2 separate regions of the Mus musculus genome follow, and region 2 is linked to region 1. The links are chromatin loops, found by intact Hi-C in ENCODE. Cell type or tissue: left cerebral cortex. All regions are shown on one strand. Each heading gives the region's core, and the rest is flanking DNA. Links, peaks and the distances in the headings are about the cores only. Region 1 has its middle 170 kb from the start of Gm23738. Region 2 has its middle 97 kb from the start of Tlr4.

Region 1 (5,392 bases), core at 244-5,243:
TTCTCACTCTTTTATCCCTTCATTGGATTCATATGGCAAAGCACAAGGCATGGTGATATGAAGTTCTTAGTCCAGTTCTATTCTGTCCATCAGCAGCTCAGTGATTTAGGAAATAAAGAGATATGCAGGTTTGCTGTACTTTATCTGTGCATATATCAGTTTCAGTGTATCCCTGATGATATTGTATGACCTTTCTGTATTTGCTGATCCTGAGCAGCCTTTAATATAGCTATATGTCTAGTTAGGTGGCTTTTATGTCCTTTTCAATCCCCCAAACTGTCTATTGCCATCTTCACATTCAGCTACTTTCCTTGTATATGATGCATTTAAGGAAACAAAAGTAAGTAAGAAATCTCATCAAGTAACCCAATAAAAAAAGAACACACATAATATGCACTCACTGATAAATGAATATTAGCCAAGAAGCTCAGAATAGCCAAGATACAATTCACAAAACACATAACACATAAAACAAAAGAAGAAGGAAGACCAAGGTTTGGATACTTTGATCCTTCTTAGAAGGGCAAAATATCCATGGAAGGACTTACAGAGACAAATTGTGGAGCAGAGACTGCAGCAATGACCATCCAGAGACTGCCCCACCTGGAGATGCATCCAATAAGCAATCAGCAAACCCAGGCACTGTGGTGGATGCCAACAAGAGCTTGCTGACAGGAGTGTGATATGGCTGTCTCCTGTGAGGCTCTTCCAGTGCCTGACAAATATGGAAGTGGATGCTCACAAGCATCCATTGGATGGAGTACAAGGTCCCCAATGAAGGAGCTAGAGAAAGTACCCAAGGAGCTGAAGTGGTTTGCAGCTCTGTAGGAGGAACAATATGAACTAACCAGTACCCCCAGAGGTATCTGGGACTAAACCACCAACCAAAGAAAACACATGGTGGGACTCATGTCTCTAGCTGCATATGTAGCAGAGGATGGCCTAGTTGGTCATCAATGGGAGGAGAGGCCCTTGGCCCTGAGAAGGTTGGATGATTCCTGTATAGGGGAATGGCAGGGCCAGGAAGCAGGAGTAGGTGGGGGAGAAGGGACTGTATAGAGAGTTTTTCTGAGGGTAAGCCAGGAAAGGAGATAACATTTGAAATATAAATAAAGAAAATATCTAATAAAATGCAGGTAAGATTTAAAAATATTTGTTTCAATAAGTATACATAGGCATATAATATTTTTAATATATTAAAAATGTATTTTAAAAAATCTCCTCACATAGAATTTGGGAGTTAACTTTATTATCATTACAAACACCAGACATAGAAATAACAACTTCCATTGTAGGCTTCATCTCTCCTCACCTATTTAACTTATTCATATACAAACAACACTCCCTTCTTTCATGTTGTTGTGGCAAACCTTCCACACCCTTGGGGCCAGCTCACTAGCAGCTCTTGCTTAGGGCTAAGTCTATCCTGCTGACCAGGCAATGTTCAGGAACCACTTTCAAAAGTGTTGCAGCCAACACAGGCAGTACTGCTACAGAGAGAAACATTTCTACTACAAACTTGCTTATATTTATTTTCCACAATTTTTTTCATGTTTCTTTTAAACATAATCAAATAATTGCACTCTCAATAATGTCACAAAAAGTATTCTTGTTATTGACAGTAACCCTTTATTCACTGTTAAGTCGCATTGTAAACACTAACAATCAACACCAATATTATGATTATTGTAATGATTTGTATTATCTGCCATCTGTGTGCATTTCATTTCATCTTCCTGTCCATCCTTGGCCTTCAAGACCCACGTTTTCATGTATTCTTTCCACACAATGTTGCTCATTTTCAATATTTCTTAGCTTCCTAGCACAAGTGGACTAGTTTACATTTTCCCATCTTCTCTATACACATTAAATTTGTGGGACATATATTCAATGTCATAACCTTGTGATGCATTTATATTGTGTCAGTTACCAAGCTAATATCACAAGTCAACACAGATTTCTAAAAGATATATGTGTTTATTAAACTGCATGTGTATTTTTATGTCCAAGCCTAGTAGATATATTACGTTAATAGAACTATGGGCCTACACACACCCCCTCCTCAAAATTATTTTTTTCTGCTGTTTTCAAGATTTAATTAAGACAACTATATTCTTCAAAGTTTCCTATAGCAAAATCTATTGATTAAAAAAAGGTAATTATAATGAAGGGCACACATAAACATATTTTTAAGTGAAACAAGAAAAATAAAACATTAAAAAAATCCCATAACTTTTATCCAAGTATTTTCTCTCCAGTGAAAACATTTTTCAAATAAAATAAAATACACACTTCTTTTGTAAACCAAATCTGAGAGAATTTATTGCCAGCCAATTTAAACATGAAAACTAAAAGCAGTTCTCATGCTGATGCGAAAATAATGCCATCTGGAGGTTTGAATCACCAAGAAGTGAGGACTTGGGTAATGATGCACACGTGGTAAATATAGACTGCATTTATTTCCCATATTTTAACTCTCCAAAAGTGTCTTGAAGGCTTAGAATGAAAAGAAATCCAGATACAGAGTAGGAATTACATCATGTATACATACATGCATTGGCATGGCAGTATGGATGCTGAGAGGTGTTTTAGATCTAAAGTTTTATCATAAAGTTTTTTCTTTTATCATATGCTAGATATCCATAAGTACAAAGTTTAAAACTGTCTTAGAGTAAATATATTAATCTCCTGGACACCTATCAGAGGAAAATTATAAACAAATATTTCTAAATGGCTAGGACTCAACACACATGAAATGTTCCAAAGGAATCTAAGCTCATTAAATTAAAGCATAATTAAAGCAGAAGATATGAAGAGGAAGTAAATCAGAAGAAAGGGAAAAAAGAGGGAGGAAAGAGGCATGGAGAGATAAATCATGGGCGTCAATGTCATTAATTTATGCTAATTCAAAAATGGACTGCATACTACTATCAAATGACTGTAAACAAGGACGCACATAGAGACTTTCAGCAGCTGGGTATTGAAGTTGTAATCATAAGCTATTTGCAAAACGCAAACTTTTCAAAGACACAGATAAGGTTGGAGGTGAAAGACAAAATATCAATGTGCCAGAAAAAAATCGTATATCTACCCCAGCAGATGGGCCTGCATTAATAACACATAAAATGGAACTGAAGTCTAGGAGGATCGTCAAAAATAATGTCTCAGAATGAAAAGTTTCCTTTTATCCAATGTGTGGACATGTTATTATACAAGAACCTAAAAACATGATTTCAAATACCATGCCAAAAGGTCACAATTAAATCCTAACCTTAAAGACTTTTAGCACTCTTCTTACTAATTAATAGGAAAACTAAAAATCCATAATAATGTAGCAGAGATGAATATTAACTTATATGTTAATAAGCATTTCTAGGGGAAAAAAATCCCAGGAAAAAGAGGGTTTGGAATATAACTAGATGGCAGAACACTTGCTAGAAGAAATAATGCCTGAGGCTCAATCCTAGGTATTGCTTTCTATTCACAAAAATATGCAACTAAAAATGCATTGTCTAATATGATTAGAATATCAGATTAATGAGCATAGTTTTATTAACATCAGGATTAAAAAATTTGAGAAAGTGATCAAAATATGTGGAAAATTGACAATAAACTTAATACAAAGAAAATATCTTGAGTAGATTGCAGTTAGTAGATAACATATCTAGATTTTTAATCTATAACAAGGTATTTAATGCCGTTTTAAAATAAGAAAAGTAACACACACACATAAAAAGTATTAAAAAAAAAGAAAGAAAGAAAATAGGGTAAAGCAACAAGTCTTGCAAACTTTATATGCCCCAGTACAGGGGAACGCCAGGGCCAAGAAGTGGGAGTGGCTGGGTAGGGGAGTAGGGTGGGGGGGAAGGTATAGGGGACTTTTGGGATAGCATTTGAAATGTAAATGAAGAAAATATCTAATAAAAAAGTTTTTAAAAAAGAAAATTTCAAGTGTAAGCATAAGAAAAATTTTGACGGTACAAAAATTATTCAATAAGGTATATATAATTAATACCCATTGAATTTCATAAAAAATAAGTATTTGAATTTTTATTTTTAGTGGTAAATATGTCAGAGGCAAAAACAATATATATATATTTTTTAAAGGACTGCTTATAATGAGTATGCGTGAGTTGATATAGTGATCCCAAATCTAATTTTAACATATTTATTGTTTGAACAGGTATCAAACAATGAAGCATGAATAAAAAGCATAATGAAGTTTCTCAATTTGCCATTCAAAATTACAATTAAATCCAAAATTGTGTTTATATTCAGCAAAAAGGATGACTAAAGAACAGTTTAGAAAGTCTTACAACACCAACTATTAATGAGAATGTTGAACTACTGGAATTAGCAGACTGCTAAGGAGTAAAAGCACAAGGGCTATTTTTGCAAGAAGAATGGACTCTTTGGAAAAAGTAAATTACCCTTCTAATTGCTAAAACCTATCGAATGCAGATCAATGGAAAGAAATAGAAAAATATAACCAAAAAAACCAATTTTTTTGAATAATGATATGAGCCTGTTTTCATTGATTCATTGAGACTTGTATATACTTGAATGTATTCACTCCTTCATGTCCTCCACTTTCTACTCACACAACACATCCGTATCTTCTTGTTCAACTTTAAAATTACTTTGTTTAATTTTTTGTTTCTTATATTTTTTTTTCTACTCCATCAAGTAGAGTTGTGTTTTCCAGCTGGTATTGGGATTAGAGACTGTTCCAACATGTGGTCAGCAATCAGGATATTCATATTAGTATTATTTGCAATAGTGAGAACTGAAAACAGCTCAGCCTTCAGGAAGAGAAAATGGGAATTATTTTCTTTAAATTACTAATTCAATGGGAAGTTATTCAGAAGAATATTCTCTCTCTGTATATATATATATATGTATGTATGTATTCTGGAATCTCTATAGAAAATGAATCCTTCTAATATTATACTATCTTTATAAACATACACAAAGCGCGTGCACACACACATACACAAAATCAGTAGTATATGATTCCATTAAAATTATTTTGCAAAATAATGACATGCTAAATGAAATGAATTGCATGTTAACCTTCTTGAGATCAAGGAGTGAAAGATGAACATAAAAATGTGCATAAAGATATACACATAATGTGACTTGAGTACCAGTTACATGAGTGTGTACATTTTTGACACTCTTTAATGTGCATTCAAAATATGTGTATATTATGCTAATTTACCTCCATTCAATGATCTAAGTGAAGAAGTTAACATTGATTTCATTGTCTGCATCTAATATGCCAAAAAAATATTCTGAGCACTTATACAAATCATGCTGCTTATTTAGAGTAATCTTGAGGGTAGTCTTTCTTATTTTATGACTGACATGCCTCCAGAAACCTTGTCAAGGT
Region 2 (5,392 bases), core at 210-5,209, 1.1 Mb after region 1:
CACACACACACACACAAATAATAAGTATGTGCATAGATGTACATACGTTTATATTTTTCTTATAAGTAGAATCATATAAAATGTAACTGATTGTATTTTTCTTCAAAAATACTTTGACTTTTTAAGTGTTTTGCTGAAGTCCTGCTGTTCTTTTAATAGGAAACATAGTTCCCATGTAATGGGGATAATGATCTGTCCATTGCCTTTGGATTGGCTGGATTGTTGTTGATTTAAATGCAACATGATCATTTGTTTACAAGTGTTTTTGTGTGTATTTATATTTTCATTTTTCTTAAGTAAATTTTGAGGAAATGGATGCTGCTTACCTCTCCTCCCCACCCTCCCCGGATACCTGTCCAGAACCTAGAGCAGTGTTCTGCCTCTTCTTGGCATCTGCTACCTACTCATTCATGGAAACTCTTCAACAATTAGCAGGGTCAACTTCAGTTGTAGATGGCTGAATTCTGAGTGTGAACTTTGTCCGCTGTTGAACCAAACACACTGAGAAGAGGGAAATGATCAGTGTGCGGGCTCCCTCCTCACCTTGTGTGGGCAGTGCCTCTGGGAGCAACCCCCAGGAGTGCTTTCCTGAAACTACTCACAAAGGAGCCAGCCCTGACAAGAGGCAATGTTTCTCTGGCCTTTCCATTTAATAGGCCCTGTCTGGTTGTTCTCTTCTCTCCAGGGAGCTACTGCTCTAATCCCTAGAGTTCTCCCTCTCCAGACTCTTGCAATCCCATTATCCTTCTGCCTGGAGAGACAGACGGTGCCCATGTCCCAGTGCCAGCACAGAGGCTCGTGTGGATGTATTGAATTCACCACCTGGTGACTACAATTAAGTTTCCTCTCCTTTGATTTATTTTGGTTAGAGGAAAGAAATCATTTAAGTTCTTTCAGATGCAGATAAGAAATGATATATGTCCCATCCATTTTCCTGATAGCAACACTTCCCGCAGCTAACACAGATTGAGAAGGGGCTTCAATCACACTTACTCTTGACTACCTGTAGTGGAGGGAAGATGAGGAGTTGGAAAAAGAAAAGGGGAGAGGAGAGGAGTCAGCTAGGGGAAAGAGATAGTGAAAAACATGCATGGTGTTTCTGGGGAAGCGCTTTAAGCAAACGGAGAGATATCTGCTTAATACACAGATTTTTCTGTTCTATCTGAGAACACAGCTCTGTTTAAAATTCAGTTGAATTGAGTCAGATATCACCTTGAAGATGATCTAACCCAGAATTTCATATTAAGGGGTCTGTGAGAATACTGTAGTTGTAGAGACTGGGGATGTCTCAAAAATATAGCAGATTTAGACCTCTATCCAGTGTTTCTAGTTTCTTAGATCCATTAAAAAAATGAAAATGAGGGAAAATAAGGAACTGGAGGAAGTTTCTTTCAGGAAAAATGGCCACAACTACAGAGGCAAGTGCTGCGTTCTCAGAGCAGTGTTGTATAGCTAGGACTTTGGACAGCTTCTTCTACATAACGCTGCAGTTCGGAGAAGGATTATTCTGAACAGTGTTTATTTCTTTTCCCTCCCTTTTGTCTTTATATGGGATTTATAAAGTATATGGTGGGAGTATTTTGCAAAGTTAGTGATATGGAAATGAAATTATAATGAAGTAAGGGCCATTGGTCATCACAGTCACCTTATTGGCATCCCAGAATAGGGTTTATTTAGTGTCTTTTATGTTTCAGTAATCGCAAAATATCGCTCTGTAATATAGCTCTACAATTGCATCAGTCTATAAGCATTGTTTGGTTTGTCCCCTCACTTACCCAAACACACCTGGTGCTGGTATAGCTTGTCTCAGGAAGGAGTGTTAAGATATATGAACCTTCTGTCAATAAGAACAGTAAAGCACCCATCCTTACTCTCTTTCAAAAGAGAGAGGACCTCATGGAGTTTACAAAATTCACTAACTTAATTACATTCTCCGGTTTTTGTTGTTGTTGTTGTTGTTTTGTAAATGGTGAGTGGTAAAGATTGCTATTCTTTGCTCAATGCCATGGTCAAGACTAGAACTCAGTGGTCTGAATTCACATATTGCCCCCCCCCCTTCATCTTATTTTTAGTTTTCTCGTGGAAAGCATAATGCTTTGCTCTCTGTTCAGTTCACCATCACTAGTCCTGGAGAGAGCAAAACAAGTACAGCCACTGCCTTCTGATGAAAGCACAAAAGAAGCCAAGGCTAGCTCAAGCAACTTAAGTCTTCAGGCATCCTTAATAAGCTTAAATGGACATGGCTTCAGCGACCTTTAATTTAATACTTCCTTCTGATAATAGGTCCTTGTATTTGAATATTTCCTTCCCCATCTTCAGGGATGCAAAACCTCTGCTGCTGTCCTTTTACATTAGAAGTAGATCTTAATTATTGGTTACCTCTGGTAAGAAAGGCTCCCCAGTTTAACTCTGAGCTTCCTCCTCGAAGGTTGGCATGGACTAAGGATGTGGCTTAGTGCTAGAGCATGTGCCTCGGAGGATTTGGATTCAGTGTTCATCTCCCTTAAAAGTAGAGAACATTAGAAAAGGCTGGCAGGAAAAGACTGATGGGAAGATAAAGACAAAACAAACAATCAAATCAGTGCTCTACCATCCATCTGGTAATCTTGCCTTCCCAAAATGCATTTTACCCCCTCCCACTTCCTCATCTAGGAGCAAACCTGTTAAAGTCGGAACAATTCTGTTTTGGGAGAAGGTGACATAAACCAGGTGTCACTGTAAGCATGTTCCACTTATGTATTCCCTTTGCAACTGACTACGTTCTACCTAATACAGTGCCCAAGCGTCTGAAACTTCCCTTAAGCACAGTCTTTGCTATCAGGTTAAACAGACCTTCACATGCCTTCCATGACAATAATGAGCATGCTGGAATACACCTGAGAGAATTTTCTGGACTCCTAAACACAGGGCCCCAGGAATAACAACCCTTCTCTCTCTGAATACAAAACTATGAGGAAGATTTTTCAGCCCTGTTCTCTTATTCTCTTATTTCCTATTTCTTCTTTCTCCTTTCTTTCTCTACACTGGCAATCTCCTAACATTCCATGGAGTTCTGATGCCCCCTGCTGCTGGTTGCTGGCAGAAGGAACAAGGCATTTCCCTGATTGGATCTCTCTCTCTCTCTTTCTCTCTCTCTCTCATATTTATATTAGATCTTCTTTCTCTAATTGTGTTTTCCTTTTAGATAGTTAGCCCATCTTTCTCAGCCACTTGTGTCTTTTCTCCCTCACCTTTGACCCAGCACCTTTCTTTCCATCTCTCCCCCTCCTCCCTTAATTTTGTATTACCATTTTGCTCGTGAAACATGTCTCGTCCACACTTCTAGATGGCTGGTTCCTGCATGATGTAATAATTCACTGCATGAGTTTCTATTGCACACTCTCAGACACTTGTTGGTAGAATGTTATCCCTTACAGAGAAAGGTGGAAAACTGCCTGCTTCATTGTCCCATGTAAGTAGAATAATGGCATGATTATCCCACATTGAAAGTGACCTCAGATTTACTCAGAGAGTTCTCTTTAATTGACAGATAAATCATTCTCTTTCTTTTCAGGACATGCTTCCTTTTTGCATGGTCATTACTATCAGCTGGCTATGTAGCACTGAGCACATATGGTTTATTTTCTGAGCTACAGTGTCTAAAACTTATAAGTAGTAGGAGGTCAAATTTGGAAAGGAAATGATAGAGGACTGTGGGGCATCCTCTAGAGGAGAAGAGAACATTCTGATTGTACAATATACCTTATAGGATGAGTAGCATTTACCAAGTCTGAGTTTCTGGGGTTCTCCATGTAAATTGCCTGCTCAAGAGGACCTGCAGATAGATTCTTTTGTTAACAGTTGGGATTATTATTCTAAGAACCCTACCTACTGCGTTGAGTTTGTTTCTCTGCCAAACTGAGCTGTTACTATCCTTTGAGACATACTGCCGGCCAGAATGCATTTCTTTGCACCTGTTAAATGGGTTTGTGGTTTCCAATAGTGCCTGTGATTTTCCTTCAATGAATACTGAATTGAGGGTGGGAAAAGAGGGTGTGGATGTGTGATTTCTGGGCTGCGTTACACACAGGATCTCACAACAAAGCTTACAATTATCCTGGTAGTCTTTGGTTTATGAGAGAGATAACGAAACTTTGAAGAATTTAAGCACATTAGTAGCCAGTGTGTGCTGGTCCTGAGTTTAAACCTGAGTCATATGCAAAAATCTCTGCGATGTAAATAAAATGCACTGGCTTGAAGATGAGACAGTCTTGAACATGGGATAGATTCTATTCCTTAGACACACGTTCTACCAGGAGAAAAGGGTGGTCTCACCTTCTGCTGTTCCAAGATCTAAGTTAAAATAAGCAAAGCTCTGCCCCTCTATTTCTTTCTGCTCTCCCTGACCTCTTTGCAATTTAATCTGCTTTTTAGTTTATATTAACACATATAAATGTATGAATTCTGGACCAGTAGGCTTCTCTAAAGGCCTGATTAGTATTTGATTTCCCACAATGCTTAGCACCTTGTTTTCAATGTCAATGGCCCTCAGCTTTCACTTTTGTTTTTTGAAGGAAAAAGAGTGGGAGGAAACAACTCAAGCATAGAGCCTGGAGGGAGAGGATATCATAAAAGACCTGCAGAAAGGAAGAAAAGGGAAAGAGATTAATAGCTCTTTTCCTGCATTACAGGACCCATTTAAGACATAACAGAACCTTCAATATTGATTTGTTTTTTGCATTTAAGTACCAATTGCTGCGGATGACTAAAAATATGGAAAGACAGAGAATGAAAAAGTCCACTGAATGTCAAATTGGTAGTGAAAATTTCAAATGTCTCCTGTTAGAAAACCCAGCAATCCGATGTCAGGAATTGCTTTATTGGGTGATATTCTTGAAAAATATGTTTGCAGGTGCATGATTACTCTGCCAGGCAAGATACCTCTGTAACCCAAACACACTCCCTCTCCAGCTCCGGGGACACAACTCAGCATGCTGCAGCCGGATGGTACTGCTCCCACCATTACGTTTGCTTTCCATACAGTATGTCCTCCCCAAGACTGATGCTAGCAATCGATGCCAAATGCGGCGCACTTAAGTACATCAATGAAAAGGCTGTTACAATAACAGCAGCTATTTTTACGTGGCTAGTGATTTTTTTTTTGTGGCTCTCCAAACACAAAGATAGGAAATAATAACTGGTCATTTTTCATCATGACAGACAATGTAGGAGGACAATTGAAGCAGAGGCACCTCCTGTGATCTGTGCAGCCAAGGAAAAGGCTAGGGAAAGCAAAGCTGCTCCTGCAGGCTCCAGTGCCTGTGCGTGGAAGGTGTGTGCTACAGACACCTTACCAGCCAATGACTATGTGGCTACTTCAAGTATAAAACCCAAAGCTGTAGAGAGAATATCT

Evidence for each region. Hi-C counts contacts between places; a loop is a spot of excess contacts. Peaks named below come from ENCODE experiments on the same cell type or tissue, not always from the same donor. Only the 100,000 strongest peaks of a DNase experiment are listed, where the experiment ranks them.
Region 2: it touches region 1 in a loop (4-fold over the local background); 2 of 42 quality-filtered maps call a loop at or near these places.

Annotation. Positions count from the first base shown.
Region 1 is chr4:68,008,581-68,013,972 of GRCm38, reverse strand. No RefSeq gene overlaps it. Among named protein-coding and RNA genes, the nearest start is that of Gm23738, 170 kb to the left of the region's middle. In left cerebral cortex, for the core only: no CTCF peak of the experiment used is centred there; a DNase peak (open chromatin) is centred at 2,400.
Region 2 is chr4:66,921,476-66,926,867 of GRCm38, reverse strand. No RefSeq gene overlaps it. Among named protein-coding and RNA genes, the nearest start is that of Tlr4, 97 kb to the right of the region's middle. In left cerebral cortex, for the core only: a CTCF peak has its summit at 3,061 (motif pointing left); DNase peaks (open chromatin) are centred at 554 and 3,054.